Linked DNA regions of Homo sapiens: regions 2 and 3 are each linked to region 1. Evidence: read pairs that join two places in POLR2A ChIA-PET (ENCODE). Cell type or tissue: GM12878. All regions are shown on one strand.

The links. ChIA-PET counts read pairs that join two places held together with the same protein. Peaks named below come from ENCODE experiments on the same cell type or tissue, not always from the same donor. Only the 100,000 strongest peaks of a DNase experiment are listed, where the experiment ranks them.
Region 2: POLR2A ChIA-PET joins it to region 1 with 10 read pairs; 4 of 35 experiments call an interaction of 5 or more read pairs at or near these places.
Region 3: POLR2A ChIA-PET joins it to region 1 with 14 read pairs; 3 of 35 experiments call an interaction of 5 or more read pairs at or near these places.

What each region holds. Positions count from the first base shown.
Region 1 is chr10:74,179,520-74,182,019 of GRCh38, forward strand. The region is part of intron 1 of ADK (adenosine kinase); the gene reads left to right. Among named protein-coding and RNA genes, the nearest start is that of ADK, 30 kb to the left of the region's middle. In GM12878, no CTCF peak of the experiment used is centred here; no DNase peak of the experiment used is centred here; H3K4me3 peaks cover 613 bases; H3K27ac peaks cover 685 bases.
Region 2 is chr10:73,865,007-73,867,506 of GRCh38, forward strand. All of the region lies in intron 2 of CAMK2G (calcium/calmodulin dependent protein kinase II gamma), which reads right to left. Among named protein-coding and RNA genes, the nearest start is that of CAMK2G, 8.3 kb to the right of the region's middle. In GM12878, no CTCF peak of the experiment used is centred here; a DNase peak (open chromatin) is centred at 1,013; H3K4me3 peaks cover 661 bases; H3K27ac peaks cover 1,795 bases.
Region 3 is chr10:75,013,667-75,016,166 of GRCh38, forward strand. All of the region lies in intron 13 of KAT6B (lysine acetyltransferase 6B), which reads left to right. Among named protein-coding and RNA genes, the nearest start is that of SNORD172, 6.8 kb to the right of the region's middle. In GM12878, no CTCF peak of the experiment used is centred here; no DNase peak of the experiment used is centred here; H3K4me3 peaks cover 511 bases; H3K27ac peaks cover 931 bases.

The sequences.
Region 1 (2,500 bases):
CATCCTCACTGCTTATTATACACTAATTATAATGTATTAGCATGCTAAAATACACTCCCACCAGTGCCATTGACAGTTTACAAATGCCATGGCAACGTTCAGACCTTACCCTATATAGTCTAAAAAGGTGAGAGACCTTCAGTTCTGAGATATCAGAACTGATTTCTTCCTTTCCTGGAAAACTCATGATTAATCCACCCCTTGTTTAGCATACAATCAAGAAATAACAAGATACTTAGTTGAGCAGCCCATACCCGTGCTCTGTCTTTGGAATCGTCATCCTTTTGTTTCTTTATTTCTCTAATAAACTTGCTTTCACTTTATGGACTTGCCTTGAATTCTTTCTTGCATGATGTCTAAGAACCCTCTTGGGGTCTAGATCGGGACCCCTTTCTGTTAACATTCCCATTTTGTGCTCAGTCTAACAGTAGCCTAAAAGGTAGGTATTATTGACCCCCTTTTACTGATAAGCTGAATGATTACAAGATATCCAACTCTGACTTTGTGTCCAATGTTCTTGTTTTATACCACCCTTAATTGTTGCTAAATATAGTAGTATGTGACTCTTTTCATAGCAATGGCTATGAAAGAATACAGGATTGGAAATCAATGAGGACCAATGGTCAGAATATCTTGGGCCCCACTGAGGGCCTTTTCTGAGTTACTGAGCTTCCATTTCTCTTTTCTTTTTATTATTATTATTATTATTATTATTGTTATTATTAATTATTATTTTGAGACAGTGTCTTGCTCTGTCGCCCAGGCTGGAGTGCAGTGGCGCGATCTCGGCTCATTGCAACCTCCACCTCCTGGGTTGAAGCCATTCTCCTGCCTCAGCCTCCCGAGTAGCTGGGTTTACAGACGCCTGCCTCACGCCCAGCTAATTTTTTTCTATTTTTGGTAGAGACGGAGTTTCATCATGTTGGCCAGGCTAGTCTTTTTTTTTTTTTTTTTTTTTGAGACGGAGTCTCGCTCTGTCACCCAGGCTGGAGTGCAGTGGTGCGATCCGGCTCACTTGAAGCTCCGCCTCCTGGGTTCATGCCATTCTCCTGCCTCAGCCTCTCTAGTAGCTGGGACTACAGGCGCCCGCCACCACGCCCAGCTAATTTTTTGTATTTTTAGTAGAGACGGGGTTTCACCGTGTTAGCCAGGATGGTCTCGATCTCCTGACCTCATGATCTGCCCGCCTCAGCCTCCCAAAGTACTGGGATTACAGGCGTGAGCAACCGTGCCCGGCTGGCCATGCTAGTCTTGAATTCCTGACGTCGTGATCCCCCCACTTCGGCCTCCCAAAGTGCTGGGATTACAGGCGTGAGCCACCGCCCCCAGCCCCATTTCTCTTTTCTATTCTGGACATTTGTTTAATGAAATAACTCAGTAGCAGAGATACTAATATGCATCCTACCAGTGTTGTTGGATAAGTGTAAAAGTGCTTTTAAATTTTAAAGCATTTTAAAAATAGAATAAAAGCACTTTGAGCCCTCTAGAGAATGGTGTCATCTGAGGAAAAAAATGTTTAAATCTTAAATTTTTAGACAGGAAACAAATTTACCTATCTAATTTTCTCATTTTACAGTTGAATTAAAGCCCAGAGATAGTGTGACATGTTCAAGTTCACACAGTTACATATCTTGAACTAGATATGAGATCTCTAGATACCTTGTTCAGTTCCCTTTCTAGTATAGCATTCAACTCTGAGGAATTCCTAAATAATGATTTTTTTTTGGGGGGGGTCTCTTTAGGAATTCCTAAATAATAATTTTAAATGAAAACTTTTCTTTTTTTTTAACTTAAGATCTTTGAATTTGGCTGGAGTTAGTATTTCATCATTTGTATTCTATTCTACTTAATTACTGATTAAGAGTCTAAATTTACAGCCTCTGAAACCAGATATCCTTGGGGAACAACTTATATCCTTTGTTATGTATATCAGATTCCTACTGGTCTTCATTTGGGAAATGATAGAACATATTTGATAAATTGATGCTTTTGTCATTTTAAATTGGCCCAATAGTTAAGTTGGCGCCTGAGTTAAGTTCAGGAGACAGAGGAAGATGCAGAATGTCAGGATTCAAAGAGGATCTTAGCATTTTACTTTTTTTCCTTTTCTATACTGGATCTTGTGTCCAAAGTAAAGTGAAATGTCCTACTTAGACCTAGTGGTAGAGCCTAAGATAGAATTTAGACCTTCTGACTCCTAATTTATGTATTTTTCACTGAGCAACACTATTTCAAAATTCCCCTCTGAATATTGCCTTGTTTTCCTAACATCAGTGTCTAGTCTGGTTTTGGGCATCGCTTACAGCTTGGGTTTGCGCCAGGGAAGACTAGGAAATGGAGTTGGGGAATATTTGTTGTAGAGCTAATGAGCCCTATTCTTTGGTCTGCCCAGATAGGTCAGGTTTGGTCTAAAACTATTCTGGGACTCTGGACATCACTGTGCCCTACATGATGATTCTGGAACCCACTTTTGTGGGTTAAGCCTACATTGGAAAATTTA
Region 2 (2,500 bases), 310 kb before region 1:
TCAAGAGTTTTGCATAAGGTCTGGCATATAGCTCCTTTCCAAGGGCCCAGTGAGAAGCTTGACAGGGTCTCCTGGGCTGGGCTTGTGGCCACAGCTATCACCAGAGACACTGTGAATGGGACCCACTGTCCCCTCAGCCCAGGCAGATGCAGGGTCTGCAACACAGCAACTAAGCCCTCCTGCCTGGCTTCTGGGCTCCCCACATGGTCCTCCATTGCAGTCCTGGAGGTGGAGTGTCCCTCCCTGTTTTGGCGGGGCCCACCTGTGTCTACAGTCTGCAGGTGATGGGCAGCAACAGGGGCTCCTCAGAGAGAGGGGAACGCCGCAGGAAGTGCCACTGTCCGCTTCCCTCCTCTTCCTCGCAGCCGTGGCACCCTGCCATCCACAAGCTCTCCTCAATGAACAGAGCAGTTTCTACCTGCCCCGCTCTCCCCGTTCCTGCTGCCACATACTGCCCGGCCACCACCCAGCCTCTCCAGCTGTTGTCTCCTGTCTCTTCCCCTGACACTTCCTGTCCTGTAGTCACATCCAGGGCTGGCCCACGGCTGCAAAAAAGCAGAGGGTCCATCCCAGCAGCAGTGGCAGCAGAGGGGTTCCAGGATGGAGTAGTGGTTTCTAGAGCATCTTTCCCAAAAGCAAGGGCATCCCAGCTGGACGCAGCATCTCCAACCCCAAAAAGGGCGAGGCCACTGAATGGGCTTGGTCCACAGTGGGAGGGCCCTGGCTCGGCATCTCAAGGTGCTGCAAAGGTGTCTCCCCTTGAGACACCCCTCCTTCCAGTAACCACTAGGGAGAGGCTCAGACCTTCCAAGGTGGACCCTCCTCCACGCACCTTTCTACCAGGCTCATCCCCGCCCCTCCCACAGCCCAGCCCCCCCCTTCCTGTTTGACAACTGCCACTTCCCGCTTTTGCACAGGGCCACTTCCTGCCTGCCTGTGTGCTACTGCCATGGAGAGACCCACCCCTGCCGGCCTTCAGCCCAGCTCCAACCACAGCCCTCTGCAGGTTTTCCCCATCATTAGCAGAGGTGGCAACAGGAGCAGAAAGCAGAAGCAGCTCCAGCCTTTCCCCAGCAGCCTGCCTAGACCAGAGTGGTCTGAGCCCAGGCCAGAGCCAGGCCCTGGGAAACAAGGATCCTAGAAACCCAACCTCTCCCGCCTTCTGCCCAAGTGCTTCAGGACTTGGTCCAAGGTGCCACGATTTCACAGGAAGGGCAGCAAGAAGTGACCAGATGCACCAGGGGAGGCAGAAAAGAGGAAGCAGATAGGGAGGTGATAGCTTGCAGCCAAGGGGTGCACCAAGCCTGCCCCTGAACCACCTCCCCCTCTGGCCTGAAGACAGAAGCCTACTCCAATGCCCTTTCCTTCCTCTGCCAGGTCAGGGGGCCAGGGAGGGCTGGCCACAGATTCTCCATGGCCCTCTCAGGGATGGGCCTGCTTGACTTAGTGACATTTTCCTAAAAAAAAAACACAAATGCCAGCACTAGCTTCAAATAAGATCCTGCTGCCACGTAAACATACAATCCTCTGTACGTGGGAAAGGATGCACATTCCTACTCTGACTGAGGACTCTCCCAAGTTCCAATCTCAAAGACATTCTTAACTTTGTAAAGGGTATTTTGCAGGTCTGTGCCTATGACCCTAAACATGGATGTGAGAAACTTCCTGCAACCCCACTGATTTCAGGGCTCCATGGGAGGCGGCCTCACTTGCTGCCCTCCTGAGTGCCTTTCATCTTCTTCCCAAGCAGCAGAGGCCGCCGTCTGGTCCCCTTGGCACTCTGAGGAGCAGAAACAAGGACATCGCAGGGATTTGATGTCATAATCCACCTTCCCCAGCTGCTTATGCACAGCCCTGGGCCTGGGACACTGACCAGTGGGAATCCCAAGCCACGATCCCACCGACCTCACCCTGACACTGTGATGCCACATCCCTTCCTCTTTGAATCTCACTCTAAAGATGCAAAGAGTCTCCAATTAAAAGCAAAGTCCATCCGACACACAAGAGCAGGACCATGGTTTCTAATGCCCTCACACATGTACACCTGGTGACTAGCTGGGGGCTGTGATACAGAGGGACGGGGCCTGAAATGGTCCCATGTGAACCCCCAAGGCTCTGTGCATGTACCCAGCATCCTCCCCTTATCTTCAACCCTCACTCAAGCAGTTTTAACTTGGTGACACAAAGACCTGAGCCCCACTTTGGCCTCTGGATCTCAAGGCAAGGGAAGCGAGAGGCTCCAAGAAATGCCCTATAGCGAAAAGGCCCTCAATCAGCTTTGACAGAGAAAATCCCCAAGGGGTCACTAGCAAGCCCCAAGAAGGCAAGGCTCTGCCTGGGGGCACTCTGGCTGCTCTCAAGGGCCAGAAAAGGGTCAGCCGTCTGTTCTCCATGCCCCCCGGCAGGGCTCCCGGTGCCTGCAGCCTTTGCCCACTGTTTTGGTGACATTTCCTTCATGGTAACCAGCCCCAAGTAAAACATCCCAGGAAGCAGCCCCTAA
Region 3 (2,500 bases), 830 kb after region 1:
TAACACTTATTAGGATTACTGTGATGCGTCAAGCACTGTTCTGCATGTTTCATATTAACTCAATCCTTACCAGAACTGTAACAGTTAGGTACAGTTATTATTCACATCTTATGGATGAGGGATCTGAAGCACAGAGAGGTTAAATAAAATCCCTGAGGTCACACAGCTGGTACATGGTGGACCCCAGATTCCATTCTGGGTAGTCTGGCTCCAGAGCCCATGCTTTCCACCCACCCATAGAGCCTCTCACGATCTGTCGTATTGTATGCAATATATGACATATTGTTTTAAAATACGGGTGCCCTGTTACCCAGCTTTAAAAAACTCATCTTTGTTTAGTGCACATGGTCTCAAAGTATGGTTCAGGGAGTCTACAAGGTCATAATTATTTTCCAAGTAGTACTAAGATACTCTTTTTCCTTTTTACTTTCATTTTCTCATGAGTATACAGAGGAGTTTTCCAGAATGTCATGACCTGTGATATCACAGCAGACTCAATACCAAAGCAATCTATGAAAATCTAGCAAGCTGGGTGCAGTGGCTCACGCCTGTAATCCCAGCACTTTGGGAGGCTGAGGTGGGAGGATCGCTTGAGCCTGAGAGTTTGAGACCAGCCTGGGCAACATAGGGAGACCCTGTCTTCTTGAAAAAGAAAAAGAAAGAACAAAATAAAGAGAGAAAGAGAGAATCTAACTGGCTTCTCTTAAGCCAGAAGTTAAAGAGATTTGTAAAACATGTAAAATAATGCCACTCTTTTCACTATAAATTTTATTTATATTTTAGAAAGTATAGGATTTTTTTTAATTTAAAAAAATGTTACATAATGGGTTTATCGTTATCTTTTAGATGAATTAATAAATATTTGTCAAATTTCTCAGTAAAATTAATAGATAGAGCCCTTAAAAGCAAAAGCTCTCTGAGTGCTGAGGCCAAAGCATTTGAAAACTACCGATTTAAAGTATAAACCATTGCTATTCAAGTGTGGTCCATGGCACAGGAAGTTGTTAGAGGTGCAGAATCTCAAGCCCCACCCCTGACCTACTGAACCGGAGTCCATGCTGTTAACCAGAACTAGTTTGTCTGCACAATGGAAGTTGAGAAGCAGAGGTGTAGAACATCTGCACGAAGCGATTTGGCAACTCAGTGACCTCTAGCCAAATTTCAGTCTGGTGGGGCTTTGGCGAGTCCATTCTCCAATTATCTTGCATCCAAGGAGCTGAGTGAGGTCTTACCTATTTGAGATTCTTCAGTCCTACTGTCTCTTAAGTGGCCACACCCTCATCAAAGCCAGCAGCTTCAGAGCAGGGTTCTAGTGGTGGTTTTCAAACTCGGGTACATCAGAATCACCTGGGGGACTTCTGAAAGCACAGATGCTGGGCTCTGCCTCTCCCCACCAAAGATCCTGATTCAGCAGGTCTGAGATAGGTTCTGAGAATTTAAAGTTCTAGCAAGTTCTCAGGTGATGTTGATGCCACAGGTCTCCACACTGAGATCTTGATAAACAGCATTTATTCAAGTTCTTATATAATTATGTCATGCCCATAGGACTTATGGGAGAGAGGTCTTAAACTTGTTTCAACACCAATCTCTTAAAAGTAAAATATATGAAAAATTCAAAATTTCCGTCTTTGCCAAGGAGGCACCTGTATCTTTTAATAAGTGGAAAGCAGTAAGATATCAGGCAGGTCACAGGTCATTTAGAGCACGGCTGTTCTCTTAAAATGATGTGAGAACTAAGGTTCAGCATCCTTCTGCACTAATTGCAAAATCACCACAAAATTTAAACGAGGAGATATAAATAGCCTGTCAAGTTCATTTGTCATTATTTAAACTGATAACATGCCATTCATCCAGTTGGTCAGTGCTGCTCTGCACCAGAAACCAGGAACAGATGAGCGTACAAACCAGTGAATTGCCATCTCCAAGCATGAGATAACTTGGTTAGAGTCATCAGATTTCCTGTGCTCAAAAGCTGCCATAAATCCCTGGCCTCGTGTCTGTTCCCAGGCTTGCAAACCCAGTGCCGTCGACTGATACAGACCTTTCAGCAGGATTTGCTGAGCTAAACAGGTGTCTGATGAAAAGTGTGTAATCCTCAAAGATTATCATCCCCTAAAAGCAGCTGGTGACCCCAAACTCACATAATCCAGAGAGATGGAAGTTGGGAGTGAGTAGCTTGCCAAAGTTTACACTTTGGTGTTTGAGGAGGTTCATATGGTTTGGTTTGGTTCCAGGTAGTGGAAGATGGAGGTGTGCAGGGGTGAGGGTGTCTGCCCCTGTCGGGGGAGATCCCTGTCCCTATCCATGCCCTTGCCTGAGAACATTATTCTACTATGGTCCATTTACACTCTTGAATACTCCTAGTTTAAAGGGAAGGAATTTTCATTTTCAATGAGCGTTAACATTACAGTTATTATGCTGGGAATTAAATTTAATTTGGGAATTTGGGTCTGCAAAAACATATCTTGACCTTGTCTAGATAGTTCCTTCCTTATCCTAA